Linked DNA regions of Homo sapiens: region 2 is linked to region 1. A link is a loop called in an ENCODE intact Hi-C map of the cell type or tissue named here. Cell type or tissue: MCF 10A. All regions are shown on one strand. Each heading gives the region's core, and the rest is flanking DNA. Links, peaks and the distances in the headings are about the cores only.

Region 1 (10,470 bases), core at 2,598-7,597:
TGTCACAAATTCCTCATCAACTCTCCTTCAAAACACATCTCTCAAATCTGACCTTTCTCACCACTCCACTGCTGTGGCCCAGGTCCAGCTGCCATCCTGTGTGACCTGAATTCTTGCACCTGCCTTCTAACTGATCTTCCTGCAGACTATTCTGCAGTAGCAGCCTGCGTGACCCATCTAAGATGAAGGTTGGATCCTGCCGGCCTCTGTTCCCCACCTTCAGATGGCTTCCACCTCACTCACCGTCAAAGCCAAAGTCCTCACAATGACCTACAAGGTCCTTTGCCCACTGCCCTCCCCACCACTTCTATACCCTCATTCTGTCCATCCTCCTCTCCAGCTATGCTGGCCCCTTTGCTCCTCAAACACAGAAAGCACACAGTTCCCTCCATCTGGAATGCTCTTCCCCCCACACCCCAGATACTCACAAGGCTCACTCTCTCACTTCCTTTGTCTTTGCTCAAATATCACCTTTGGAGAGACATCTTTTCCAAGCCCTTCCACAACAGCACTGCTTCATGGTCACCTCTTATTCCCTTATCCTTCTTTATTCTCCTTCTTAGAACTTACCATCACCTGACATAGAATTACTTGTTTACTTGCTTGCTGTCTGTTCTCCCCCACTCCTACCTCCCCAACTAGAAGGTAAATTCCATCAGGAAGAAAGAGTTTATTTGTATCATTCATTTCTATATCGCTAACACTTAGGACATAAGTGTTATGCTTGGAACCTAAGAGGCACCCAAGAAACATTCACTGAATGTATAAATGTTTGAATTTGAATTTGTAAAGGGGTCACTTTGGGAGGAAAAAGAAATGGAGAGGGACAGCCATGGGGACAGTGGGTGACCTGGGAACTTCATGTTGTCACTCGGGAAGGCAAAGTTGGAGGTGATGGAGAAAAAAATCAGATGGGGATGCAGAGTTGGTAGGACATGGAGGCTGACTGGGTGGGGGGAATGGGAACAGAAAGGAACCAGATGGCTCTCCAGGTCCTGACTCAATGGCCAAGTGGTTGTTAGTGCCTCTGATTGAGAAAGGAAATGCAGCAGGCCAAGCAGGTTTGGGAGAAGGTGAGGAGCTGGTTTTAGAAATGCCGAGGTTGAGACGACATGCACATCCAAGAGGAGGTGACCAGCAGGCAGCTGGATACACAGGTGTGGGTCTCAGCAGCACACCAGAAATGGAGATCTGCTGCGCGATAGTGTCATTTAAAGTAATGCGTGTGTAGTAAATCACCTGGGAAGATGGTGTAGAGTGAGAAAAGAAGAGGAAAAATGGTCAGAGCCCTGGGGAGTGTGGACATGTAAGAAAAGAGAATAAGAAATAATGACTAAGAAAAACTGGTGAGGGACGTTTAAAGAGAACCAAGAGACAAGGGTGTCATGGTAATAAAGGCAAGGATCCAGTTGTTCAGAAGGAGGGAGCAGTTAACAGTGTCAAATGCCAGGGGCAGTAACAGAAGGATAAGGGCTGAGGAGGGCCCATTTGGTGTGTAATATGGTGACCACCCATGGCCTTGGCTGGATGTGAGTCTGTCATGCAAGAGCAGAAACCAGGCTACGCTGGTTGAGGAGATATGGGAAACAGCAGAAAAGCAACAGCAAGTACGGACCACTCTTTCAAAAAACTTGGCTGAGCAAGGGAGGAAAATGAGAGGGCATTAACCAGAAAGGAATCCTAGTGGTCAAGAGTTTTGTTTCACCACATGGGATGACCTGAGCATCTTTATGGGCTCAGGGAAAGGGCCAGGGGAGGCCAGGGTGGGCTCTAGGTCTAGGCAGAGAGAGGATGGTTAAAGGAGTGTAGCCATTGGGGTGGAGCAGGAGGGAGATGCACGCTGCGGAGCAGGGATGTGTGTGGGGCAGAGAGAGGAGAGACCAGAGCTCACACTATGATTGCAGCCCAGTGATGCTCACCAGGGTGGGAAGACCAGGAGAGGGACACATGAAAATGCATGGGACACCTACAACTGAAGCATGTGAACTAGGGCCCAACAGCTGCTGCTGGGCAGAGTGACAGACACAGTGTGGAAGGGGATGACAGAGGGGTTCACACTGGCCAGACCAAGTGGGTTAGTAAAGGGAGGCTTTGTGGAGGAAGCAAATTGTAAGAAGAAGGTTGAAAAATACAGGGCTTGGGAAAGGACTTTCTGGTCTGGAAAAAGGGCTGGTTTGGAGCCGTCAAGGCAGGCAGAGGGGGAGGTACAGAGAGCCACATGTGATAAGTAAGACACACAGGCAGGTGCACACAGGGAGTCCAGGGTGGTGGTCAGAATGGGAACTATGAAGGCAGGACACTGAGTTCACACCTGGCTCAGTTACAGCTTGGCTGTGTGACTTTGGACAAGGTGTTTAATTTTTCAGTGCCTCAGTGTCCTCATCTGTAAAATGGAGACCATAACATGTAAAGTACTTGGTGCTATGATTTTTCAGGCATCTGTTCCACAACTCATAACTTAGGGCTCAGGTAGTCTTATGAGTTCACAGTCTATCTGTCATAATAGGCAGAGAGACGGACAGACAGCTAGAGATAGGTGTGCAAACAATGCTTCTCACCTTTACTTATTTCCTACTTTATCAGGAAACATAATTTGGCCACTTTTTCCTCGGAGGCAGGAAAACAGTGAAATTGCTCATTTCTAAATTCTCAGTCCTGAAATTGGGGCATCCAGGTGGCTGCTTGGCCTGTGGGTGGGGAGAGAATGGCAGGAAGTTGTTGACACCAAGTGTCTAAACTGTCACCTTCTGGTCAGGTCTTTGGCTCAAAGAAACACAGTCATGAAGGGCTTTACGATCCAATAGAAAAACAAGGGAATTTTGACCAGCTTCTCCTCCCCTCCCAACTGCCCTACATCCCACAGCAGACATGATAGTTTTCCTTTCAATATTCATTTTTCTCTTCTTCCAAAGCAATAGAAATTCCCTGGGCACATGGCCACCAGAGGAAGGCTGCACAGCCTCCTTTGCAACTAAGCACGGCTATGTGACCAAGTGCCAATGGTGTGCAAGCATAAGTATTGCGTCAGAACTGCCAACAGGCTCCCTTAAAATACGGCTGGTGCATGTGCCCTTTGCCTTTTCTTACTTGTCTCTTTCTCCATGAAGCCACCCAGGACATGGATATGATGGCAGCCGTCTTGAACCATGAAGACAGAGCTACACAATAGAGATGGCGGAACAGCCAGTGGGCAGGATCATGGCACCCTGACGTTCCCTGCTGCCTCCAGGTGTTCACTAGAGAGAAATCTCGACTCTCATCTATAGAAGCCCCTGTTGTGTTGGTCACTGGTAGCTGAAGCCAATCCTAACGGAAGCACAACACCCCAGGTGGCTCAAGCTCCGGGGCCACTTTCTGTAGCAACCTTGATGGTTCCTAATTCAAATGAGTAAACAGAAAGAGGATCTACAGCTTCTGACCCCCCTGCCTCCATCTGGCCAGAAACTTCGCTGGAATAATAATAGCAACCTGTATCGTGTTTTATTATTCACAATGCGCTTCCTCAAACATGAGCTCATTAGATTTTCCCAGAAACTCTGCAGGGTAGCCAAGACTGGTATTTCTATGTGCTCCATTTTCAAAGATAAGGAAACGTGGAGAAAGGAGTTTAAGTATTTTGCACGCATCACACAGTCAATAAGAAGTACAGTCAAGAAACCTGGATCTCCCTCCCCCAAGCTTAGAGCTTTTTTCAGAACACTCAGCTGCCAGTCTTCAGGTGGTTCTGGGCAGAAAGAACTAAGGGAAGAAGAATCCTGGGGCCAGAGGGGTATAGTGTGGGATAGTTTTAATTCCTTTAGAAACTATTTTATTATGAAAAACACACATAACATGAAATCTGCCCTCTTCACCAAAATTTTATGTGTACAATACATTATCATTAACACTAAGCACAATGATCTACGTCTCTGGAACTCTCTCATCTTGCATGACTGACTCTATGAACATCAATTCTCCTTGAATAGTAACTCTCCATTTCCCCCTCCTCCCAGGTCCTGGTAACCACCACTCCACATTCTGCTTCTGTGGGTTTAACTGCTTTAGATGCCTCATATAAGTGAGATCATGAAGTATTTGTCTTTCTGTTATTGGTTTGTTTCACTCAGCATAATGATCTCAAGGTTCATTTATTTTGTTGAATGTGAAAAGATTGCCTTCTTTTTTGTGGCTGAGTAATATTCCACTGCAATGTTATTCACAATAGCCAAGATGAGGAAGCAGTCTAAATGTCCACCTGCATGTGTGGATATAGAAAATGTGGTATATACACATAAGGAGGGGCTGTTTACCAAGCCCAGGTGGCACATCACACCTCAAGTTCCACCTGTAGGTTACCATAGGCCAGAGAGCACTTCCCAGGGTAGCTGGAGGAGACTTCATCCAGGCTTTCATCCAAGTGTTTGGCATTTGCAGCAAGGTACCTTGATAGATGTTGCTGGGGAAACAAGATGTTGAGTAGGTTATAGGATGAGTGTGAGAATATCATTTATAACATAAGGCAGAGAGCAACACATGCCACTGAAGAGGTGAAGATGAAGTCTAAAGCAATCCAATCCAGCCAGTAACTTTCATCTGCTCTCTGAACAAAAGGCTGGGTGTGAGGCACTAAGAACACAGGAGTGAAGAGGACAGCATGGTTCCTGCCTCTTGAGCTGTTCATCTGGTTCCATCACCCTCCCAAGAGCATGGATTCCAAAGGAGGCAGCTTTGAAGCCTGGGAAATACCTGGACATGTGAAGATAGGTCTGGGGTGGGAGATACAAAGAAAAGAATGTCTGTGCAGGGTTCAAAGACATATAAGGCAGGGCTTCCAAGTCAAGCATGAACCTAGCAATACAAAGTTGCCAATGCCCAGTGCCTAGGGCTATATTAGTGACAGTGCATGCCATTAGTTCCAGAAGTAGGGACTGGAGTGGTCAAGGAGGACTTCATGGAGGAGGTGAGACTTCAACTGGGACTTACAGAATGGGTAGGATTTTAGGCCGGGCGCGGTGGCTCACATCTGTAATCCCAGCACTTTGGGAGGCTGAGGTGGGTGGATCATGAGGTCAAGAGATTGAGACCATCCTGGCCCACATGGTGAAACCCCACCTCTACTAAAAATACAAAAAATTAGCTGGGCATGGTGGCACGTGCCTGTAGTCCCAGCTACTCGGCAGGCTGAGACAGGAGAATCGCTTGAACCCGGGAGGCGGAGGTTGCAGTGAGCTGAGATCGCACCACTGCACTCCAGCCTGATGACAGAGCGAGACTCCGTCTCAAAAAAAAAAAAAAAAAAAAAAAAACCAGAATGGGTAGAATTTTAATAGGTGGAGAGAGGACAGAGAGGAGGCTTCATGCATGTTATGAGTAACCATGTGCTGAAATGCACAAGGTGGGGTGGGTGAAGGAGGAATGATTCATTGGGCCTGAGCCAAGAGTTTGGGCTGAGGAGTAAATAACAGGGACAGTGTCCCTGGCAGGGTTAGTTTGGAATTGAACACCAGGCCAGGAAACTTGGATTTAGGTGCAGGAGTGATGTGATCAGGCTTCAGGGAGGCCTCTGGCAGGGTGTGCAGGGAGGACTGAAGGGAGAAGCAGGAGGTGACAGACTAGGAGGCTGGGTGTGTGGGCAGGGTACTTAAGTGGCAGGCAGCAGGGCTGGGTATGAGAGCCAGCAGAAGGAGGAACTCATAGGCCTCAGGGTGTCGCCATCAGAGAGGATGCAGTCCCTGGTCAGCCAGCTTCCAGGGGAGGGCCCAGCCTCTGTGGAACAAAATTGTCCAAAGCATGGCTGTCGGCCTGTGGCAGCTCCCACCCAACGAGAAGCAGGTATTGCTCAAGCACACTGTGTTCTCCATATGACTCCTGTGTGACGGCTCCCCAGGGGGCAGACTCTTAAAGGGGCTCCCGCAGGAGAGGCTGAGGCCATCTGGGGTTGTGGCCAGCCCACCTGAGGCCACAGAGACCACCAAGGCCATGAGAGATCAGGAAGAAGGGGAGGGGTTCCCTTGAGCAGGACAGGGAGAGACATCAGCCTCCTCTCTCCAAGCGACAGTCACTCAGTTGCTCCTGCCCAGCGGCCTGACTCCTGTCTCCACCCTGGGGTCAGCTCCAAAAAGTCCAAGTTCTAGCGCAAGAAGGTGAGATGCAAATAGCCCAAGAGGCAGAGCCACTGCCAAGCACAGTGGCCCATTCATTCATCTCTGCCAGGAGTTGGTATGGAGAGCCCTAAGGAGAGGCTCTCCCAGTGATTGATGGTGTTTCCAGAGGTTATTAACTGAGTTGGACTTGGTCTCTTTGGGCTGATCTATGATCCAGGGACAGTTTTAAAGTATGTGGCTTTTGGGTGCTGGATTATCGAAAAGAGTTAAAATTGAAGTAGTCATTCAAAGCACTGCCATCTGTCACAAGCTGCCGGCCGGGGCTCCTCCGGGCAGGATGGGAGGGTGGGCGCTGTGCCCTTGTCCCTTTTCCAACGCATCCTCCCTGGTGCCCCTGGGCCATGTGCAGTTGATGGTCCACCCGAAGCAGGAAGGGGCCATGAGAACCAGGCAGGGGAGAAGGAGCAGGTATCTCCAGCCCAGTTTTTCAGGGGGCAGGTCCTCTTCTTAGGCTCACAAACATTTTCCTCCTGGCAGGTAAAATAATATCAGTAACAGTACTACTGGTTGACATTTACTGAGAACCTATTATGTGTTGAGTACCAGTCCAGGCGCTTTACCTGCATGAGAGCATTTACTCCTAACTGATAATGCAGTGAAGTAGACACGATTATGATCTTTTGAGAGAGGGGGAAGCCGAGGCATGAGGGTATGGAAAAGGAACTTGGCCAAGGTCATGGGGGATGATGCAGCCAGGATTTGAAGACAGAAGTCTGGTTCCAGAGCCTGGACCCTAAGCCACGTGCTTCATCTCAGGCCTGTGCACAGGCTTGCCCCTCCCCGGGGAGCTTGAGCCCTCCCCTTCTCACCTGGCTCTTCTATGACATGCTCCACTTCCTCAGAGCAAGGTCCCTGCCACATTTGTATTTATTGCTCCGTGCATTTGTTTAACACCTGCCTTTCCGTCTGGACTGTAAACTCCGAAGGTCAGTAAGAGCTGGTGGGTGGGGCTCCTGGGGGAGGTGGTGGTGTTAGGTGCTGAGCAGGGCTGAAAGTGGCTCCCTTGCTTATCCTGCTCTCTTCCGCCCACAGGTGCTGAGCAGGAGCAGCTGCTGCCTTATGGCCTCTAAAGATTCCCTGGGCCTGGGGTGGTCTGTGGGAGAGGCTGCAGTTCCCCATTCTCATCAATGCCCCTCCTTCATCCTCAGACACGAAGCAACTCCCGGACCTCTCCAGCTCTCCCTCCACGCTCAGCCCTCAGTGATCCTCCCCTCCCAGGCCCTCCATCAGAAGCATGAAATATTAATCGGGGATTAGCCGCAGGCTGCTCATCCTCCCGCCAGGAGTGCAGCCCAGAAACTGTGATGAGGGCAGGAGGAAGGCAGGGGGCCTGGCGGGGGTGCAGCCCAGGCTGGGCGCTGGCCACCATCAAATCATGCAGATTAAAGGACGTGCAGGCTGGAAGGGGCCTCCAGAGGCCGTTTTCATCCCTGCTCCTGGCTTGCAGCAGGAAACGACTGCACAGATTCCGAACACAGGCTGTGTCCAGGGATAGGGATGGGGGCTGCTTTTGCCCCTGCGTAATCTCCACCAGTCGCCACATCAAAGTAATAATATATATTTTCTGGTGTAGGCAATTGACATTTTTCAATCTTATGAAAAGCATGTGAATAAGAGCGTTTCTTAGAAAACAATCTATTTTTGTCAGTTTATAACAAACAGTCTCTGCAAAAACCGTGTGTGTTGCCCATGCACGATGCATATGACACATACGCAGCTTCCAGACAGACAAGGGGCCCAGCCCTCCCCACCCCCACCCTGGGAGCTCCTGCCCTTTGGGCACCCCCAAAGCCTCTCCAGTGGAAACACAGGAGCCAAGGCCTCAGCTCCTCTCCTCTAGGAAAAAGGGCAGATCAGAGAGTGGCTCCTGCAGCCACATTGTGACCTGCCGCACCCTTGAGCTATGCTGGAGGGCTGCCCCAGAGCTCCGCGGCCTGCCTGCATTACAACACGAAAACCTCTTTGGAAATGGTTTATTACCCCTCTCCCCCACGCTGGCTGTAATCTTTGCAAGGGCAAGTGTCCTGGCCCCATTCACCTGGTGTTCGGTCCATGGGAAGGGCTGAATGAGTGTTTGGTGAATGTCCATCCTCCTCATCCTGCTTCTCATTTGCTCCAAGGTCTCTCTGAGTTCTTGGTCTCTCTGAGTTCTCCTCCTCGCTCCCTCTCTTCCTCCCACTCCGTCTCACCTCTCTGGTCTCTGCCTCTCCCTGTCTTGCTCCCTGTCTTTTTCCTACCTTATCTATTCCCATTCTCTCTCTTACCTCCCACTCCAGGTCCCTCCTCCCATCTCTCTGATTTGGTCCAGAAATGACTATTTGGCCAAGATGATGAACTGGTCATAAAGAAAACATGAGCTGTTGGTTGGAAACGTTCATTTACAACTAATTTTCAAAATAAAAAAAATTATAAAAACACTGCCAAGAAAGCTGAGCCGAGCAGGTTGAAAACAAATTAGAAATGTTTAAAAAGAAGGGAGGAGGACCCCAATTTGAAAAATTCCAGAATTTTTTTATACTTTTGTCTTTGGGTTGCGCTTTTTTTTTTTTTTTTTTTTTTTTGGAGATAGAGTCTCACTCTGTGGCCCAGGCTGGAGTGCAGTGGTGCGATCTTGGCTCACTGCAAGCTCTGCCTCCTGGGTTCAGGCCGTTATCCTGCCTCAGCCTCCCGAGTAGCTGGGACTACAGGTGCCCACCACCACGTCCAGCTAATTTTTTTGTATTTTTAGTACAGATGGGGTTTCACCGTGTTGGCCAGGATGGTCTCGATCTCCTGACCTCGTGATCTGCCCGTCTCGGCCTCCCAAAGTGCTGGGATTACAGGCGTGAACCACCACGCCCGGCTGTGCTGCTTTTAACTTATAAAATGCACATTATAGAAAATACAGACAAGCACAAAGAACATAAAGAAGTGTAAGCCCCCATTCAGACACAGCCACTGAGAACACCTGGGCACCTGCACCTCTGCATTCTTCCCAGCATGTGTGTGTTACCACTTCCCAAAGAAGGTTCTAGAACTTCAGTCCCTTGAGCTATAAAACAACAACACAAACAGCAGCAACACACCTGGTCAAATTTCAAAAAGTACTGTACATTCTACCCTCTTCTTGGAGCTTTGTAGTATTCATTGTAATGAATATTTATTGTAATATTCATTGTAAATGCATGTAAAGCTCTATAGAGAGCCTCAGTTAGGAAACCCATTTAAACTTTGCCATTCCCTAAACTCTATGAATCCAGAAGCTGTTTTTTCACCAGGTAGCTATTAATGTCCATACTCATGTCTCCAAAAAAAAAATCTTGCCAAATAATGAGAAATAAATATGTATCTACAGATTTAGTTTACAAAAATAGAATCTTATTATACATTCTGTTTTGTAAGACTATGTATGTTTCCTACTAATCCCTGTTATTGGATATTTAGGTTATTTCCCACTTTTTATTATCATTTATATTATCCTAAACAGTACAGAGTGGGAATAAGAGGTTGAGTGTGAATTAGAAATCAAAAACACAAAAGGAGATAAATTCTGAAAAGTAAACATATCTAAAAACAGATAAAGATTGCAAAACCCTCCTTGTGGTACACAAAAATTCCCAACCCAGGTGCAAATGAATGTTTAACAAATATGTATTGAGCACCTACTATGTACCAGATACCATTGGAGGTTTGGGAGTACGGTAAGACAGACAGAAATCCCTGTCCCCATGACCATTACAGGCAGGTGTCAGGACACAGCAATGACTGATTAAACGGGAGGGAGATGCACGGCAGAGGGGGAGTGGAGGGATGGCCAGGTCAGGGGCAATTTTAAATGGTCTTTCCAGAGACCACCGGGCTGCAAGTGTAAAATCCCAGCAAAGGACTTGTGGGAGGTGAGGGAGCAAGCCATGTAGACATCTCAGGAGGAGCAGTCCAGACAGGGGGCAGGCAAGTGCAAGGGCCCTGGGTGCCAGCAAGTCTGGTCCTGCCCCTCCAAACACTCGTTAGGCCCAGGGCCTCCTGGGGCCCAGGATGGGGAGGGTGTGTCTGGATTTGCCATCTCAGGGCAGTCATGGGTTGGAGACTGGGCTTCAGCATCCTTATTACGTGGACATAAAGGGGCACAGCCATTGCACCCTAAACTGTTAAGGGGACAGACATGGTTATGTTTGACAAATTCATTATTTTAATGAGATTTATGTTAGTATCAACATGCTGTCAACTAAACTACCCCCCATTCTTTCCCAGTCCATCACTCCAAAGGCCAAGGATGCTGGCTCCATGCTGATGGGCTGTTTTAAAAGCCCTTAACCCCCCTGAAAGCTCCTCTGGCAAGTCCATGGCT
Region 2 (10,470 bases), core at 1,957-6,956, 71 kb after region 1:
TATACCCTGACAAGGAGATCTTTTTAAGTAAAAGAAATGGCCACAGCTGTTCATTGTGTGACCATCCACTGATCACCCTCATGCACCAAGCACAGTGTTAGGCAATACCTGCAAACTGAGGCTCAGAAAGGTCAGGCGAGGTCAGACTTCTGGTCAGAGTTGTGGCCAGATCCACATGCCACTTTTCCACGAGCCACACCGCTCCCCTAGCAAAGAAGCGGTGACATGAATTGAGCAGGGCTAACTCACGTCAGTGCCGTGTGAAGCTCTGATGTGAGTTAGCCTGCTCTTGGGGTGCCTGGACACACAGGAGAGAGCCAGGCAAGAGTAGCTGGAGAACCATACAATGCACCACTGGTGCCAGACCTCTGAGTGAGGAAAGACTTCCCAGAGGAGGGATTGCTTGAGCTGAGTTTTGAAGGATGAGGAGGGGTTCCCTGGGCAGCCACAGGAAGGAAAGGTGTTCTGGGCAGAGACCACCACTAATGCAGAGGCTCCTGTGGCCCCATCACAGAGAGTGACTCTAGGTTCTATTATTGAATTCAGCCAACTCATCTACTATGAATAGATGCTCATGGTAGATTGAGCATCTACTATGTGCCAGCTCCTAGACTGGGCACTGAGAGGCTGAGGGAAATGGTGCTGGGCACTGGAGAGACAGATGGAATGACTCATGGCCCCTGCACCTGGGGAAGATTAGACAGGCATCTGGCAGGCACCCACACCCATAGATAGAGATATGAACAGAGTACAGAGGGAAAGAGGGACGGGAGAGGATGGTTTGGACAAGGACGAGGCAGGAGGATGGGGACTTGGGAAAGCTTCAGGGAGAGAGTGTGGCTCACCTGGGCCTTAGCGGAAGATGGGACTGTGAGAGGTCCCAGGAGCAGTGGGTAATGCCGGGGAGTTCAAAAAACACAGGATACAAAACCTACATACTTGAATTCAAATAGCTGATGACATTGGGCGACCCAATGTCAGTCAGTCTCCGAGGGATATCAATGGCTCACAATCAGGAAGAGTTTAATACACGACATTTTATAAATGTGTTGGCAGGGTGTAGGCAGAAGCAGGGCTGTTAACACCTCAAGGTCCGAAGGAAGGGAGTGGTTACCAGAACCCAGAAAGAGAGGCCACCACGTGAGTAGCACTGACCTCCAGTCAATGGACCTGGCCAGCCTGAGGTGACCACAGGAGAGGGATATGGGGGAAGAAATGCTTTGACTTCTCCTCCAACCTTTGGATCCCCTGCTGGGGCTTCCCATTGGCAGAACCCAGTGGGAATCCAGAGACACAGGGTCTGGTGGACTCAGTCCTAGCAGATCAGCTCCCTGGGGCAGAGACCAGGGACAGAGGATGGCCATGGATCTGGGGGTTAACAGAAGTTCCCTGGCACCTATAACAATCCTGACCCCGAGGTTCTTCCTCTGAAAGTGGGACAGCATGATCACAGTCCTAAGACCTTACCAGAGTTCGTGAAAGGATCATGTGAGATAGAAATGGCCAAAGGCTTTGCACAAAAGTAATCTGTGCTCCTTACAGCAGGCCTGCGAGGCATCCTTCAGTGCCTTCAGTCGGTCCTTTTAGAATTCATAAGGGAGATAATTTTACAGATGAGAAAACTCAAGTTCAAAGAAATTTAGTTGCCTCTCTATATTAGTTAACCCCTTACTTTGCAAGAGACAGAAACCCAAGTCAAACTGGCTTCAGCAAGAAGAAAAAAGTAATTGGCTCTCATAAGTGAGCAGTCCAGGAAAACAATATGGTTTTATTGTTTCAGACATGGTTGTATCCAGGCATTCATTCGATCAAGGTTACTGAGTATCTGTTTTCTCTATTGCTTCGCCCTGCTGTCCTGTGCTGGCTTTATTCTCAGGAAGAGTATTCCTGAGTGGTGAAAAAGCAGCTTCAGGTATATTTCCACCAGTTTAGCAATGCCAGGGGAAAGAGAGCCCCTTCCCCAAATTCCCAGCAAATGTTCTAAAGCTGACTTCCCTGACTCTGGACCAATCTGCATGTCCAGGCGATGAAAGCTCTCATTGGCCAGGCTGGGTCAAGCACCTCCCCTGCTCCCTGGAACAGGAAAGTAGGGCCAACACAGCTGAGAAAAGGCTAGGACAGGATGGGAAAAGGGACAGCCAGAGAGCTGACTTCCCAAAGGGAAGATGGCTGGGTGGCCAGAAACAAAGAGGGGAGTGGAGCTGTCCACCGGGCTGCCCAGGTATGCTTATGGCAGCCCATCCCAGGTCCAACCTGGCTGTCCGACTCCCAAGCTGTGTGTGTTTGGTCGGGGGAGGTTTATTTGTGTATTTTGGGTTTTTAGAAACTCTGCATCCTATGTCAGTGAGGTGCAATAAAAAGACAGGCGCATAGACGGGGCATGCATACAGGCTGGGGACGGCAGGAGTGATGAGGAAGGCAGGGCCTGTTCTGAAGGGTTCTGAGCTCTCAGCTAAGGGGTCTGGGGGCTGGCGCGGGCAGTGCTCAGGTCAGCCTGGCTGGTCCCAACCCCTCCATCTCAGGCTGACAGCCTCAGGATCAGGAGCTTGGGGGCTGATCTCTCGAGGTGCCTGCCCTGCTGAGTCCTCCTGCCACGTGTGTGACCTATTGCCCCCAGCTCCTCCCTCCTCTGCTTCCCCTCCACCTACTTAGAGCCTGATGTAAACGAAGCACCGGGAGTGCTTTGATTTCTTTTCTTTCCCACTTGAAGGCCTCCTCCCCCTCCTCACAAAAGCATGGCGTGTGTGTGCATGTGTGTGCCTGTGCACACGATGGCATGAGGCCCAGGAGCCCCCTTTTTCTCTGGGGCTGTGACGTCCCCATCAGGAGACAAGGGCTGCAGGCAGTGCAGAGAGGAGCATTTAAGGCTCTTGGCTCCCCGGCCTCTCTCTCGCTTTATTTACCACCCTTCCGAGGCACAGGGAGGATCTAAAGAGAGGATGGGGAATGGGATTTAATGCCAAAGCACTTCAGGTTCAGAGAGAGACAAGATTAGAAAAGGAGGGAGAAAGGAAAGGGGAGGGGAAGAGAGAAGAGAGGGGAGGATGAGGGCAGGGACAGAGAGGCAGGGATGAAGGCTGAGAAACAGAGGGAAAGGCAGCGACAGAGGTGGGGGAAGGCAGGCTGGTTCAGAGACAGGCAGGAGAGACACAAATACAGCACTGCCCAGGCCGAGCCCAACAGGAAGCTTGCAGATGGCCTCTATGGCCAAGCAGCCAGGCAGAGGGAGAGGACACAGGGAACCATTGGGTCTAGAGACCCAGGAGGAACAGGGCCATGGGGCTTCAAGCAATGAGTGAGTGTGTCTTGGCCTGAACTGGGGAGACAGATGTCCCCCAGCCTCTCTGGCATCACATTCCTCTTCCCTAGAGGGCCGAGTTCCAGCACATGGAGTGTAAATGGACGTGACAGGGCCCCTGCCCCTCTGGGCTCCTGTCTCCTTCCCAGCTGGTGTGCTGCGTGCCCCTGCTGGCCTCTGCAGCGCCTTCCTCCAAGGGGGTCAGCACGCCTGGCTCATCTTGGAGCCCTTCCAGCCCCACCCCACAACCCAGCCAGATCCACAGTCAGAGACTGGATGCCAGCATTAGAGCAAGGATGGGGTGTGGGGCCGGAAGTCCTCCTGCCCTGTCAGGCCCAGGAGCCCTGCCCCATCATAGGAAAGTGGCCAATGGCAGGTATAGATGAACCTTCCACCGAGTCTCCGTTCCAGCCTGACCACCATAGAGAAGAAGGTGCTGAGCCTACAGAGGTTTGTCTGAGGTCCCTGGAAACTGCCCAACTCAAGGTGCTGCTCCCCAATTACCACTGTGATCCCCAGTACCATGGGGGTACTCACTATTCCAGAGATGCCTTGGTGCCTCACTGCCCTGGTACCATCACCTGCTCATCTGATGGGGCCCAGAGGCCTGTATGAATTGGGACCATTGGGGGGTCCCAATGCTTCCCTCTCTCCCCTGCCTCCACTCCCCAGCATCTGCGCTGGCCAAGGGCAGCTAGACTTCCAGCGTTGATGTGTTACAGAATATGGATCATTATGACATCCCAAGGAAGGCCCCAGAGCAGAAGCTGGGAAGAAATAGATGGGCAGGCAGCCTCTCTGAGCCTCAGAGCTCATGAGGGGAGGAAGGGATTCTACATTCAGCCCCTCGCTGTCCTGTGACTCACTGTTCCGGAGGGGCCTGCCTCCCCCTCCTTCTCTGCATTTCTAGAATCCTATGCTCCATGAATTTTGCATCAGGTTCAGAGGTAGGAGGTATACTGCTGACACTGCCAAGCCTGCTTTCACTGTGCATGTGTGCATGTGTGCACGTGTGTGCATGCCATATATGTGCACACTAAACACCCCTGACCCTGCAGATGGTCTTGCACACTGACTCCAACACCCTGACTCACTTGCATCCATGGGCCTGTGCCTTCCTAATGCCCAATCACAATCTCGCCATGCCCATTGCAAAGTCAGGCACCCATCCTCACACCCTCACTGGTACACACGTGCACACCAGCCTGCGGTCACACTCAGATACCAGCCGCACACTCTCAGATCCGTCCGCAGCAGCCAAGGACTTTTCTGATGAGTTTCCTCATCTTACTCAGAGCAAATCCACATCTGGGCAGACACAGTCCCACACCCACGTTCCAACATACACCCCACCTGACCTGCCAAACACACTCAGACATTCCCAGCCTCACAGCCGGTGACTCACACCATCCAGCACTGAATGCGCGCGGCAATGCTCACGCTGCCTTTTCTCAATACTCATTTACATGCCCTTTAAAAAGCTATATGTTTTACTGCTTACAAAGCATTCTTATGCAGATTATCTTATTTATTCCTCTCAATAGCCCCAAGAAGTGGCATTTTGGTTATTATCATTTACTGTGAGGAAAGGAAAGCTCAGAGATGCCGGGGGCCCTTTCCAGGGTCCCATGGGTTGTATGAACCAAGGTGGGCAGGGATGCCTGTCTGTGTGGCTTCAAATATTCTGCTTATCCTCATAGCTGGTCACCGGCCTACACAGCATGTTTGTACCAACTGGAAAGAGGCATTCTCTTCAGGTCAACACAGCTCTGTGCCATGTGCCCTACTTGGCAACCAGAGCATGGGCTCAAGCTCAGACCTCACTCACCCCTTGGCTGTGCCCATGGGCACCTGCACCTGTACAGCACGCATAGCCGCTCTGCTCTTCCCAGGCACCTGCTGAGGGGTCCCTGCCCTCCTCAGCATCTCCATCTCTTTCCCTGTGCACTAGGCATGGCAGGGTCCTGCCCTAAACCACCTCTGAGACATAGCCCCTCACTTGACTTTGACCGAGAACCCCTGGCCCTGGACCCAAAATGCTTGGGAAGCCCCTCTTCCTGAGGCCTGGAAGGAAAGTCCCACAGGCAGCTCTAAGCCAGATGGAGAAACTTGGGGTGAGCTCTCTTGGGGGCCCCAGCCTCCCACACCCACCCGGCTCCCCGTTCCTCTTCCCTACACAGTGCCAATGTTGGAGCACGGAGGCCACCTGACCTCCCTTGCAGAGCCCCTCCACTTCCACTCCCTCCTTCTTTCCGGGAGCTTTCTGGGGCTCCGCATGCTGTTTGGTAAATAAATCGAGGGCAGCGGGAATAATATACCTGTCAAACGCAGCCGGCTTCCAATTTCTGCTGTCAGGCCCGCCCAGCCGTGCCACTCCAAACCCACTGACACGCTGCCACAAGCAATACATTTCCCGAGACCCCCAACGGCGGGGAGGGCTGGGCTCACCAGGGGATTCCCCACTAGTTGGTGTTGCTGCAGGGCAGACCCAAAGAAGAACTGCCCAATGGAAGAGCTGGTAGGAGAAGAGCTGTGGCAAGGCTGGGGGTGGGGGGCGGTTCTGGAAAAGCGGGTGAGTTTCTGGGCTGCCTTGGAGGGCAGTGGAGGCAGAGGCAGAGGAGTGGGTGAAATGACCCTCTGACCCTCTCTGCACAGGAGGGAGTCAGAGGTCATTGAACCCCATCACCATGGGAGTAGCTGCCCAATACTGGTCCTTCCTAATAAGTGGGCAATGCTGTTTTGAGGTAAAATCCTGGAAACTGAGGTCAGAAAGGAGCAGGGGTCACTAATTCCAGCCCTCTTCCCCCAGCTGAGCTGCGCTTTCATAGCCACAGGTGTTCGGGGCTTAGCCAATGTTAAAGACCTTCCAGGAACAGCTCCACCCAGCTCAGCACGAGGAGCTCTCTAGCCAGGGAGCCCTTGCTCCGGTCTGACCCTGACACTGTGGAGCTCAGATCATCTGCTCTGTGCTAACCTTGGGGCCACCAGAACAGGGCAGCACTGAGCCTTCCCTTTGCCGGCCCCCTGCCACCCCACACACTCACCCCACTCAGTGTCCCAGCCTTCTCATCCCTCAGGTGGAAAAGCCGCACCTTTCTCCTCGGCTCCCCACAGCCTCCAAGTCATGTCTATGAGCTCCCCAAGCCCTTGTGCTCCTAATTAACTGCTCAGCTGTGGGCCCGGTGGATGCAAGTGAGTCAGGGTGTGGGCCTCCCCACATGTCCTTAATGCCTCTGCGGGCTGGAAGAACCCTGGGAGCAGAACACACCCATTCCCATGGGGGTTCCAAGCAAGGCCTTTCACTGCCAGTTGCCCCACACCAGGTCAATTCAGGAAGGAGAGGCCCTTGGATTTGGAGCTGGAGGCTGGGGATAAGAAGCAGAGACGGCCCAGGCAGACATTCTTCCTGTAGCTTCTCTCTTTAAGAACCAGGGGCCTGGGACCTCCTAGCTAAGGGGTGACGTGGTGCACAGCATGGAATGCAGGGGGCCAGAACAAAGGTAGAGCCTCTTCTCTGGGAGAATTTTGTTGTTGATTCAAGGATGAGAGGACTTTCTCAGAGCAGTAGGGCCTGGCCCCCAAAAGCACAAGCCACTAAGCTGTGTCCCAGGCTCAACGCCCACTCCAAACCAGTGCCAAGCCATTTCCTCCATTTTCTTCAAGCACTGGCACACATCTGTACCCCTTGAAAATGCTCCCTCCAAATTTCAGCCCCTCCACATAGACAATTAGAGGTGGAAGGGAGCCAGGAGCTCCTCTCACCTGACTCCTCATTTTTACAGGGGGAGGAAACGGAGGCTGAAGAGGGTTCAAGGCCCAGAGAGGACCATGGTGAGTGATTTCCAGTAAACCAGGTATCTTTCTGAGCCTCAGTTTCCTTATCTGTAAAATGAGGAGAGAATCCCTGTCTATCATAGGGTCAATAAAAGATACACTTCATGAGAGCAAGGATTTTTTTCTTTTTTGCTACTGCTGTACTCCCAGGACCAAGCTTGACAGTAGGTATTTGTAATAGTAAGTCTGTCTCAGTGAATGAATGCAAAGCACTTAGTAGGTGCTTATTAAATGGGAGCCCCTGTTATTCAAAATCCTAGGGAGCTAGCAAGAAACCCTGGCCTCCTGACTCCTGCCCCACCCGCATGGCTTCTCCCCATCCCTGCACCGCAGCCCCAACCTTTTTTTTTTTTTTTTTTTTGAGATAGAGTCTCACTCTGTCACCCAGGCTGGAGTGCAGTGGCACAATCTTGGCTCACTGCAACGTCTGCCTCCTGGGTTCAAGTGATTCTCCCACCTCAGCCTTCCGAGTGGCTGGGATTACAGGCACACGCCACCACACCAGCTAATTTTTGTATTTTTGTAGAGACAGGGTTTCACCACGTTGGCCAGGCTGGTCTTGAACTCCTGACCTCGTGATTCGCCCACCTCGGCCTCTCAAAGTGCTGGGATTACAGGCATGAGCCACCACACCCCGCCAGCCCCAACCTTTCCTTAGGGAACTGGAAACAGGGCAGAAGTGAGGGAATCTCTCTATGAAGAAAGGGGTAGGCCTGAGCTCCCTTGTCACCACCCACTGAGGAGCCGACAGAGCAAGGGGGACCTAGCACATTTGTTTCCATGTCATGCAGAGGAACCAAAATAAACACAAACAAATTTGGCAACACAAGCTCAGGGTGGGCCAGCCCCACTCTGCCCTCCCTGCTGAGCCACTGCTGTTTGCTCATAGAGATGAAGCTGAGTAACTCTCAGCCACCCACTGAGCTGGGAAGCTAGCCCAGCCCAGCCTCCACACAGCCACAGGAGATGGGGGAGACAGGAGACTTGCAATCTTGCTCCTAGTCCTGGGGCCTCGGTGCCTTCCGAGGAAAAGCCTTCCTGGGCTGTGGCATGTGGGATTTAGTTCAGCTCCACGGGAGGCCTCCTGTCCCCTCGGTTTGCTGTACGCAGAGGTTATGGAGTATCAGTAGGAGGGGAGGGGGAGCAGGGACACGGGAGGCTGGTTAAAGGGCCCTCCTGCTTTGTGGCTGGGGTTGCATGAGCTGCCTTCTTGGGTCCAGGCTGCCTCTGGAGGTACAACCAAGCAAGGGGGGCCCCACACAACGCTCACTCAGTCCAGACCAGAGAAAGGGATGGAAAGGGCAGGGGGCCACCGTCCAGCTTCCATGTCAGCCACTTCTCGCATCCAGGGTCCCCACACCAAGATGCCCTCAAGCTATTTCCGTTTCTCTCTTTCTTTCTCTCTCTCACTCACTCACACTCACCCTCACACACAGTGAGCAGCAGGGTCCTCACAGCAGGAAGCTGGTTAAGGGTGCCCAGACAGTGAGTGGGGCAAGTGTCAGGGCAGTAGCCTGCACTCCTGGAGCTCCGTGCATCCCTCCTGCCCCAGCCGTCCTGCACCAGTGAGGGATGTGCAGACTCTCTGGCTGTCAGAGGACAGGAGGGTCTGGACAGGACCAGGCAGGGAGCCTCAACCACTGCAGCACCCCAAGGGAGGAACCTCCATTCAACTTGGAAGCACGCCTGTCCTCACCCCAGCCCCTGCCCACATGTGCACACACACAAGGCCCAGGAAGAGGAGGATCTGGATTAGCCAAACAAAAAGCCCAAGCTTGAAATGAAAGCCAGAAGGGCCCTGAGCTGGGCTTTGCTGGACGCGCTTTCTGTCGTGCACAAAAAGACTCTTAGCTGCAGCCCTGATCCTCACCAATTCCTGACGCCCTGCCTAAGCACTCCCTCCTCCCAGAAGCCTCCCCAGAATTTGTCCAGGCAGCCCTCTCTCCCTCCTCTTAAGGGGGCATAGCTGCAGTACCATATATGGTTGTAGAATTGGGTATTAACATTTTCTTTAGTATTCAAGTGAGATTTGCACACACACAATACACACATATGCAAACGCAAGAATAGATGCAGATATGCACTTATGCGTGTGTGTGTGTGTATGCAAGTGTGCACACCCCCCACCACATGCACACACGGTGCTGGGCCTCTGCCTTCATGTTCCAGCTTCAGTCTGATGCCATCATTCTGCTGTCCTGTCGGCATCTGTGTGATGGTACTAGCTTGTGGGGTGACCGAGTGTGGCCTCAGTCATTCCCTGGTGTCCCCACAGAAGCTCCTGGGACAGTGCACGGCTAACGACACTAGTCTGTGATCAGATGGACCTGGTTTGACTCTTGTCCCAAATGGTGTCAGGCAAGCCCCTCCCTGCCTCTGTGCCTGGGCTCCGGGTCGGCTTCCCTTGTAGTGTCACTGTAAGAATTAAACAAAAACATGGTACCCAGCAGGCGTTCTCTAACAGTATTTCCATTACTGTCCCTTCATAAAAGATTAGAGAGATGATGTAGATGAGGACAGATTTCAGCTCAGAAAGCAAGGAGCTTTTTCAAAGTGTCCAGTCTCTCCGGCAATGTCATCTTCTAATTCAGGGCAAGACAGGGGGAGCCCAGGCAAGCTCTGTCTTGCCGGGGCCGGGGACACACCCAGGATGGTGACAGCCCCCATGCTAGCTTGCTCTAGCTCCCACAGAGAGCCCCGCCTCCTGCACAGCTCCAACAGGCCCCCAGCTGCCTCAACCTCCCAAATGCATATCTATGGCCCGTGGGACATTTAGTGTGGCCACCAGGAATGAGTGTGAGGGGGCTGGAAGGATTTGTGGCTAGAAAGAGGGGACAAGCCCTGATGGCAAGTGTCAGTGTCAACACTGGGGTTGGAGTCATGCCAACCCCAGCCTGTGCACACACATATGCCATCAGCAAAAGCAAGGCTGGGCCAGGCCAACCTGAGACTCCCAGCCAGCCCAGGCCTCCCAGCTTCCTTAGCAGTCTTGCTGCACACACACAGCGCACACATGTTCGGCAAGACCAGAAGCCATGGAGTCTAGCACTACTGAGCTGGAGACTGTGGTGGGCCTTTGGGGGGTCTTTGCATACCCACAGATAGGAGGCCAAAGTGCCTGTGTGCACACACGCCCGTGTCCGCACATGCACCGTGAGCCTCTGGACAGGGAGGGGTCTGTCGCCTTTGTCACATTCATTCCAGAAGGATCCATGACCCCCAAAAGCTCAAAGTTGCCATCCTACTTTTCCATTCATGTTTCAGTTGAGGTAAGTAGAGGCCCAGAAAGGCCAACTCTCAGTCCAGTTCCCGGGGACAGACTTGGACCCTCAGCTAGG

Evidence for each region. Hi-C counts contacts between places; a loop is a spot of excess contacts. Peaks named below come from ENCODE experiments on the same cell type or tissue, not always from the same donor. Only the 100,000 strongest peaks of a DNase experiment are listed, where the experiment ranks them.
Region 2: a loop joins it to region 1, with 2.3 times the contacts of the local background. A loop is called at or near these places in 1 of 110 quality-filtered maps.

Annotation. Positions count from the first base shown.
Region 1 is chr11:119,860,985-119,871,454 of GRCh38, reverse strand. It overlaps LOC124902771 (a long non-coding RNA gene), which reads right to left. Exons shown (of 2, transcript XR_007062920.1): 2 at 3,771-4,435. Among named protein-coding and RNA genes, the nearest start is that of LINC02744, 130 kb to the left of the region's middle. In MCF 10A, for the core only: no CTCF peak of the experiment used is centred there; a DNase peak (open chromatin) is centred at 5,394.
Region 2 is chr11:119,789,582-119,800,051 of GRCh38, reverse strand. No RefSeq gene overlaps it. Among named protein-coding and RNA genes, the nearest start is that of NECTIN1-DT, 65 kb to the right of the region's middle. RefSeq lists an enhancer at 3,790-4,411. In MCF 10A, for the core only: no CTCF peak of the experiment used is centred there; a DNase peak (open chromatin) is centred at 4,661.